Regions from separate parts of the Homo sapiens genome. Here region 2 is linked to region 1. The links are chromatin loops, found by intact Hi-C in ENCODE. Cell type or tissue: B cell. All regions are shown on one strand.

Region 1 (5,000 bases):
AAATGTCCGTGTTTGTTCTCTTGGATACACATGCATGTGTGTGTTCCTCTACAGAGTATGTCAACAATTGAAATCAAATATCGATATCTGTACATTGTCATCTAAAATGGCTTTCCAATTCATACTTCCACTACATTGTTTCAAAATTCTAATTTCTTGTACCCTTTACTGACACTTCGTATTAGCACACTTTTTTTTTCACAAATCTTACATTCAAAAAAGATCAATTGGTACTTAAATTTACATTTTTCTGATTACAAGTGTGGTTAAACAATATTTATCAATCGGACATGTTCCCTCTTCAGATAATACTCTGTTCTCATCCTTATCTTATTTATTATTATTATTATTATTATTTTGAGACAGAGTCTCACCCTGTCGCCAGGCTGGAGTGCAGTGGTGCGATCTCCGCTCACTGTAACCTCCGCCTCCCGGGTTCACGCGATTCTCCTACCTCAGCCTCCCAAGTAGCTGGGATTACAGGTGTGTGCCCCATGCCCAGCTAATTTTTGTATTTTTAGTGGAGACGGGGTTTCATCATGTTGGCCAGGATGGCCTCGATTTCCTGACCTCGTGATCCACCCGCCTCGACCTTCCAAAGTGCTGGGATTAGAGGCGTGAGCCACCACGCCTGGCCCTCATCCTTACTCTTAACTTTTATTGTCTTTTTTCTTATTAGTAGTTATTCATATAATTTGAATGTTAATTGCTTTATTTGTTCCATTTAGTTCAAATATTTTGGATAGTCTATTACTTCCATGGCATTTTTATTAAAATACATAGTTACATGTGTACATATTTTTATTTGTTAAGCTTTTGTGCATAGATTAACCCATTTCAAATTTAAAACATAGTTTTCTAGATTATTACCTAAGAAGTTATAGTTTTGTTCTAAAAAAGGTGTTTGTCAATTTCATATAGGCTTTATTAGGAATTTTGATGTGTACATATTTCCATGTGGGTGAACAATACCATTTATTATGTAACTTATTTTGACAGCCCATTGTTACAACCTACTAAATTTTCATATGTACATGAGTTAACTTCTTTCCACATTCCCATATATCATCTAATTTTTAATCATTACTTATGTAAACTGAAGTTTTATTTATTACTTCATCCATTAATGCTATTCACATCCCTATTCTACCCCTTACAACTATATTTCATTTGCAGCAGTATTCTCTGAGAACTCTGTAGTGGTAATCTTACTGAGTCTCTGTATTTCTGAAAATGTCTGAATTTCAATCTCATTGAATAGTCATTTGGCTGGGTTTATGGTACTAGTTAAAATATTCACCCTCAGCTTATCCTGCCCATTCTTCTTAAGCATTGTTGATGATGGCAGTTTGAGTTTCATATATTTGTAGGTAATATAGATATTTTTCCTCTTCTCTCACACTGAATAAGTTCTAAGGTTTTTCCTTTATTATTATTATTTTTTTACTTTATCTTATTTAAACTCGTTTGTTTTTGTGAGGGTTTTCTTTTGAAATTTATTTTTATTGAGTCCTTAATAGACCTCATCAATCTCAAAACTTGTATATTTCTTCAGTTTTAGGAAATTCTGCTTTCTTTCTCTTCATTGTATCTATTCTTTCTTTCTCAAACTCCTACTGAAATGATTTTAAAAACTCTCAACCCATCCTGCATGAGAATTTTTTGAATGTCATATATGCATATTTTTATGCTGTAGTCTGAGAACACTTCTTGCCTCATTCAACCAATAAGCTAATTTTCCCTCATCTAACTCCATTCTGTTATTCATTTCAACAACTGAAGTTGTATTTTGTACTAAAAATTACACTATGTATTTCAGTGACCTCTGCTAATTCTTTATTTCTCTCAGAATTTTAATACAATTTAAAGTCCTCTACAGCTTACATTTATTAACTCTGCTTACTTTGTTGTATTATTTTTTGAGTGGATCATCACTCACTCATGATGTTGGCTGATGTGGTTTGGCTGTGTTCCACCCAAATCTCATCTTGAATTGTAGTTCCCATAATCCCTACATGTTGTGGGAGAAACCCATTGAGAGGTAATTTAATCATGGGGGCAGATACCCTCAAGCTGCTCATCTGTTCTTGTGATACTGAGTGAGTTCTCACAAGATCTGATGGTTTTATAGGGGCTTTCCTCCTTTTGCTCAGCACCTCTCTTTGCTGCCACCATGTGAAGAAGGACATGTTTGCTTCAACTTCGCCCATGGTTGTAAGTTTCCTGAGTCTTCCCCAGCCCTGCGGAACCGTGAGTCAATATCTCTTTCTTTTATAAGTTACCCAGTCTTGGATGTGTCATTATTAGCAGTGTGAGAATGGACTAATACATTGGCTTTCCTTAATTTTATTAATTTTTTTATTACACATACTTTTTGGAGTTGAGATGCTTTTCTAGATTCTGTCTGCACTGCCTGCTTAGTGGAGGGGCAGAGGACATATGGCTTTTAATTTGATATGTTTTTAGCGGGAGTAGCCATGGGGCATGTCCACAGCTGAGGCTAGTTTTGTGGCTTGCAGATTCTCCCCACTTCTCCCAAGTGTTGCCATCTATCTGGGTCCTTGTTCTCAGAGCAAAGTCCCCCTCCATTGCCTCCATGTTAAGATAATCAAGACATGCTATTGCTGCTGCTTATCTCAAGATGTACAAGAGACTGGCTACTCTGCCTGTGTCAACTCAATTAATCTTGTTATTTTCCTCTGTGTCTTCTCTTTCGGAGATGAGTATCCACCATTTCTGGGCAAGAAGCATCCTTGCCACATCTTCCATTTTTGCTGTAATAGCATCCTTCATCGATTCTGAGCTGTGATTTTATTGTTTATTTATGTTTCATCTGCTTTTATGTTTTCAAGATTCATTAGTCTATCATGGTGTCTCCTTCTTATTTTCACAATCATTAGTCCATCATAGTGTCTCCTCCTTATTTTCCAAAATGATTATACATTTTTGGAAATACATATTTTCTCTAATCTGTATGGTTTTGAAGAAGGTGGGGTAAGCCATAGAATGTGTATTGTGTATTTTCTTGAAAAGAATATTTTATTGTTCATTATATTTTTTCCAATATGGCTAGTAGTTATGTTTACAATTCCTTTAAGGGAAAATATTTATTTTTAACATTTCCTTGAAGAACATAGGGTGGCTTAAATTCACAATAAAGTGTAAATATCTGATATAATCAGAGTTAAAGAGGACTGTTCCTCAGTTACTTGCTATTTGAACTTAAGCAATTTGCATTACTACTCTGAGCCCATATTTCTCATATATAAAATTGTGATGATTGCCTTATTGTAATAGTTTCTCCCTGATTTAGAATATTTCAGAAGCCCTTTCAAACTATTTATGGAGAAAGAACAGTTTTTATTTTTATTAATACATAATAGATGTGTATATTTTCAGGGTATATGTGATATTTTGATATTTTCATATAATATGTTATTGTCAAATCAGGGTATTTGGGACATTCATCACCTTAAACATTTAGTTTTTAATGTTGCTGTTGTTTGTTTTTTAATTTCTAGTCTCTCTCAGATGCATACATTTGTAAAATACCAAGTTATACACTTGGATTTCCTGGTAATACTAAACTTCAATAAAAGTTTCTAAATGCTTTCTCTCATGTTTTCTATTTATCTCATTGAGGACCAGTAAGAAAATTTGCAGATAGGCTTCAGTTCACAGATCACACTTTGAATGGGTCTGTTCTCTTGGACAAAGTGCCATCTTCTTATAGTGGAAATGCAGATGGAGTACTCTGGTTTGTGTTTGCTTACATTCTTGCACACTACTGACTGCCTCCCACTCTCTGCTTCATCAGGCTATCTGCAGGTCCCAGAAGATGATGCAGGTCCTCACATCATTGTGCCTGTGTACAGATTGCCTAGAATTATTTCTCTCACTTGCTGAAGCAGTAATCTCCCATGTTATTTGCTTTTTTCAGAACTGAGCTCAAGCCCCATTTCATTTTAAGAACTTCCTGACTTTGTGAGACAGCAATGGACCCTCCTCCTCTCCAGTCCCTTAGTTACACTATCCTTTACCAGCCTCTATGAGACCACTGTGGTTTTATCTATGTTTGCTTATTGATCCTCCTCCTATCAGAGTGTTAACTTCCTTACTGCTTATGTTCTTGTTTCTTTGTATCTTAAGAGCATAATGGCATAGTACCTGGCACATGGAAAGTGTTTGACATGGTTTGGCTCTGTGTTCCCAGGCAAAATCTCATCTCGAATTGTAATCCCCATAATCCCCACATGTCGGGGGTGGCACCTGGTAGGAAGTGATTAGATCATGGGGGCAGTTTCCCGCATGCTATTCTCATGATAGTGAGTGAGTTCTCGTGAGATCTGATGGTTTTATAAGAGTTTGATAGTTCCCCCTACACATGCATTCTTCTTTGTCTTGCCTGCCGCCATGTAAGATGTGTTTGCTTCCCCTTCTGCCATGTATGTAAGTTTCCTGAGCCCTCTCCAGCCATGCGGGACTGTGCGTCAATTAAACCTCTTTTTAAAAATACATTACCCAGTCTCGGGCAGTTGTTTATAGCAGTGTAAGAATGGACTAACAGTGTTTCATAATTACATATTAGTAATAAGTTTAAATAGTAATTATTTGCATTTATTACTAAATATGTAATTATGAAACACTGTATTTAATATTTGCTTTAGTACATAACTCGCCAGTATTTTAATTTTTCTTCTATAGATTCAGTGTGCCTTTTTCAGTCAGATGACTCCTGTTTTTACTAAATTCTGAGAAGTTATTAGCCATTATTTTGTCAGCTATTGTCTCTTCCCTAGTCTTCCTCTTCATTCCTTTTGGAACTCCTGTTTGATGTGTATTGAACTTTCTCATCATTTATTCTCGGAGTTTTCATGACATCTTTATTTTCTATTTCTTCATCTTTTGTTCATCAATATGTTTGATTTCCTCAGTACGCCAAACTCATCTTCCAATGAATTTATGTTTTTTTAACCACGTGCTGAATTTTTAATTTCAAA
Region 2 (5,000 bases), 94 kb before region 1:
AATTAGAAATTATAATATTGTCTATTTCATTATTGTCTATTTCATTATTGTTTGTAACTTATGTGCTACACACATTTTATATCAGTAAAATTTATAATAAACTTATGTATATTTATACATGTGTTCTTTTTTTCTAAAAGTTGGTTGTTAAACCAGGGCACTCCTGGATATATGAGACTGAAATTCAGAAAAGAGTTGGAGCTAAAGATAAAAATACGGGTGTCTTCAGCCTATAGAATATTTACTGTCATAAATTTACATGAAATTTAAAATGAAATCAGTAGAGAGTGAGGATGTGTAATGTGTGGTGTAGAAGAATTAAAGAATGGTGTCCTAGAGGTCAAGTTTAAAAAAAGTGTAAATATAAATATAATAAAAAACACAAAATCCATCAACATATTTTATTTCATGTGAAAAAAATCAGAAACACTTGAATCAAAACATCAAAACTAAGAACCAAAATATTTCATGTTAGAATAAAGTGCATTTGCAACATGCATTTCAGAGAATGGGTATAGATGTGACTATTAAATATCTTTTAAAAAAGAGTCCCCGCCACAAAAAGAAAAATGGAAAAGTAATGTTGCTAGATAACTTATGAAAGAAGAAATGTAAAAGGCTGGAAATATGTATAAACTAATTGTTGATCATAAAAAGCTAAAAAGTATTGTGTAACTGCTCTGTATATCAATTTGGAATTGTATCAAAATCGTAAAAACATGCATAACAGTTTATCCATTAATTTCAGTCTAGAAATGCATCTAAGGAAATGATTAATAACATATTGTACATATTTATTGCACAGGTATTTATAAAGCAAAAATAATGGACAGAGTTATTTATCAACTCTGAATATGAAAACACTGAAAGAGTTATACAGTTACCTTATAGGATACTAGTACAAAATTAGAAATCAATAGTTTAATATGACCCTGAATTTATGCATGCATGCATGCATACCCACAGGCCCATACACACATATACAAACATGGATTGCATACCTACTTTTAAATTACATTGTGTAATATTTGAGAAAAATATAGTGAAGGACAAATCAATAAATATTACCTATAACTCCGACATCATGATGTAATAAATATTTGACATTAAAAATACAAATATGCATTTCTTAAGATAAAAATTGGAATGTCCCTATAAGTAAAACAGTAACAGATAATATTAAAATGAAATATTAAAAGGATGATGTAACAAGAAAAAATATTTTAAAAATTAGAGATTCAGTCTCCAAATTTTCTTAACATCTGCCTAATTAAAGTTTCAGAAAGAGGGAATGAGAAAAAAGGGGGAAAGATAGTATCTGTTAAATCATTTTAAAGACAAATTCTGGACACAAAGAATGTAAATTTCAAATCAAAAGTATCCAATAACTTTGAACACAATGAATGCAATAAGACCTATAGCAGGGGGCATCATTATGAAATCTCAGAATGCTAGGTTTAAAGAGAGACAGCTAAGAGTATCCAGTGTGGAAGAAAACAAAGCTAAATGAGTGAAATAAGCAGTTCACATTCAAAAGGACAGGTATCAAAATGGCGTTAGATTTATCAACAGTGACACTGGATGAGAGGAGAAAACACAACCATAGCAACAACAGCAAAGCCTTCTTCCTGAGGGTACAGATTGGAATAGGAGGACCAACTCTTCGTGAGGCTATTTCAAGCAACATAAAAAGGAACTTACAGATTACCCAAGAATGAATTGAGAGATTTATAGGTTTGGGAGAAAGTTAGGGTTGCCAAATTTATGATAGATACACAGAAAACTAAACAAACAAAATTAAAACTGAAGAGACAACAAGATAATCGCTAGTTTTTGAGATAAGAAAAGATTGCCTAGAAAAGAAAATATGATCATAATTTACTACCCAGCCAAACTTTAACAAAATTTACCAAGTCATAACCTAGTATTGACCCTGATTGTTTAATTAACCAAAAATTGTGGTATTTAATTAACCAAAAATTTTGAGAACCAAATTAACCAAAAATTGTGAGAACAAAGACAATATGTCTGTGAGAGGATTGTTGCAAAAAAAAAATTCCCCTTCTAAAAGAAGAAAAATTCTAAAATAGAAAAAATTTTAAAAATAGCAAGTTAAATACATTATTTAGGAATATGAAGGTAACTGCAAAAGGAATAACTAAAAGATTGAAAGTGATTGCCATGGGAAATGGCACTTCTGTATTTCATTACAGATATTAGGAGAATATGATTTTTTAAATCCTCTATAACTATTATTTTGATAAATATCAAAATTAAATTTAAAAAGAGTAAAAAATATATATATGTGCTAAATATTAGAGCCTGCAGCCACTAGAGGGCAAATACTTCCTGGAGATCAATGGAGATTCAGAAGGGAAACGTGGTCTCCTAAGTAGGGACTGGGCTAGACCTAGTCAAAATTATCCAGTCGACACTTATCTAAAATAGCACAGTGTAGCATGAAGAGGGTTAAAAGTTTTTAAAAAAAGTTTTAATATTCTCATACAAAATAACATAAACAAAATAACATAACTAAGATGGTAGAAAATCCATTTATAAAAACACTGTCTTCTTCCTTATAGATACAAAATTAAATTATCTTACAAAATATTTTAGGATGGATATTTGCTTTTACCTAAAAGTGATTGTACATTCCAATATAATGAACAATAAGGTCATTTAATCAGATTGTTGTAGAGGAGACATTGATTCAAAGGAGAGAAAGATCTTCCCTGGACATGAGCTTTACTAGTCACATGAGGAAATAAGGTAGCCCCAGAGAGAGTCTAGAAGAGTTGAGAGAAACAGCAAGGAAGAATCAAAGGAGGACATTGAGATGATGTTTGCAAATATGTTCAGGAGAAGCAGAAGCAAGTTGGTAAAGATTAATTCACCAATTCACAAACCAGTTCTTAAGAAGCATTAGACTAAATGCAATCTCAAAGTTCCTGTTAGTGCTGAAATTTAATGATTTTCAGAGGTAAGACCTGTTTTTTGTATGATGTTAACATGAATTATTTGATGCTAGAGGGCAAGACCTATGTCTAATTTACTTTGTACAGTGCATGAAAGAGTGTGACAAATAGGTAAATGCCCATGTGATTTATTATTCAAACCAGGACATTTTGAGAGAGAGAAAGGAGATGCTATTAATAATTGTAGGCCTAGATCATGACTGGTCAAGAGCAAAAAAAGTAAGATCACCCAGCACGGATATGACTTATTCTATGTAACAATACCTCAGCGACTGGATAGTCAGCATGAAATAAGCAGCTGTGTTGATTTTTAAAGCGTACCTAATTGATGAACATCTGGTGGCAGGTAGCCAGCCCATTAAAAATCAATTATACTCAATGACTTGCATCTGAGCCATACTGCACCAATCTCCTCACACTCATCAGATCCACATGTTCCTGAATAAACACTTGGACCACTCAGGCCAGTGCCTTTGAACTTTATGTGGTTGGAAGTGAATTTCGTCAGTGGCTTTTGTCTAACCCACAGTGAAGAGAAGAGTTCTGTTGATCCGCCCCTGACTGTTGACAGGTCAAGAGACCAGGCGGCAGTTTGAGTAAATCTCTATAAATCCAAGGGTAACCAGAACATTCACTGCTCTGTGCAGCTCTCAGATATAATATATGCCATTAACGGCAGAAACTGGGTTATAAAACAATAAGGAGGTGATAGTGATCAGAGACTGGATTTAGGATGTTATAAGGCAAGTAGAAGTTAGTAATTAAAGTGAGAGTGAAACTTTAGAATAGGGTGTGGAAAAGTCTATACAAACTCTCAGTTCAAACGCTGAATATATGTTTCTATGTTGGGGGTTTCCATTTGCAGCATAATTACCAAAGAACAATTAGTGAACCAGCCAGCCTCCTTTTATGAGAAACATAATTCAAATTGTTATTATGCTAGAGGTGAGTGGGTTGGGGGAAGACAGTTGACCTGGTGCCTAGAATACCACTCTGAAGAGAGCCAAAATCTCCTAATTAATGTCATCCTTGGATCATAAGTGTGAACAAGATCAGGATGTCTGGTGTAAGTCCTGGATCCTTGGCAGGCTACAAGAGCTATCACGTCAAGTTCATTTAAATAGAAGATAAAGATCATTCAAAAGAAATACTTTACATTAAAGATCATCATAGAACTACATCTAAATCCTAAAAGTTATTCAATTAAATCAGCTTTGGAAATACAGGAGTACGGTTGTGATTGGGTCAGGGGGCTTCCCATTATCTTTTACCTGCCAAGTATCTAACAGGCTATGCACAAAGAAGGCTTTTCTCTTCTTTCCTAAGTAAGATTTAGAAGGAATGTGAACAATAATTTATGTAGCATTGTGAAATTCATAGATATAAAAATTAGATGTTCTATGTGTAGTTTGTTTAACCCAATTTTCCTATAGATAAGTGTATAGTTTAAAACATAAAATACAGAAAATAAATGGGTTAATTATCTTGATGTTATACTTCAAAAACTCCCGCCACCCCATTTTAAACTTTCTTAAAGATTGTTTATTTGTAAAAAGAATTTAATACTTAGATTTGGAAAGAAACTTAGAAATCATTTAGTTCAATTCCCTTCTTTATAGATGAAGTAATTGAGGCTTTGAAGGGTGACCCAACGTCAGACTTAGGTCATGTACCTTGTAAATGAAGACTGGACATTCAAAGACAGAGCTCCTGGCTCCAAGTCCACTGCTGTATTTTTTCAACTGTTTTTAAAATGTAAGGCTTATATTTCATATTGACATGTTTATGAAAAGCTAAGCCTGATTAGGGCATAATATTACTTATACTCATATTGAATCTTTGGAACTAAAATATAAGCAAACTAGCACTTGTTAAGCTAACTAACTATTCTTCTTTCTAATGGGCTTAATAATCCATCATTTGACCTTTGTAATGAATTGTAATGCTCACTTATACATATATAACACACATAAACGGACTATGGCTATGTGCATACTGTAGTATATATGTGTGTATCTACTGTAT

What was found. Peaks named below come from ENCODE experiments on the same cell type or tissue, not always from the same donor. Only the 100,000 strongest peaks of a DNase experiment are listed, where the experiment ranks them.
Region 2: it touches region 1 in a loop (5-fold over the local background); 2 of 110 quality-filtered maps call a loop at or near these places.

The regions. Positions count from the first base shown.
Region 1 is chr7:115,447,728-115,452,727 of GRCh38, forward strand. No RefSeq gene overlaps it. Among named protein-coding and RNA genes, the nearest start is that of SNORA25B, 130 kb to the right of the region's middle. In B cell, no CTCF peak of the experiment used is centred here; a DNase peak (open chromatin) is centred at 2,164.
Region 2 is chr7:115,354,005-115,359,004 of GRCh38, forward strand. No RefSeq gene overlaps it. Among named protein-coding and RNA genes, the nearest start is that of LINC01392, 130 kb to the left of the region's middle. In B cell, CTCF peaks have their summits at 2,352 (motif pointing right) and 2,554; a DNase peak (open chromatin) is centred at 2,357.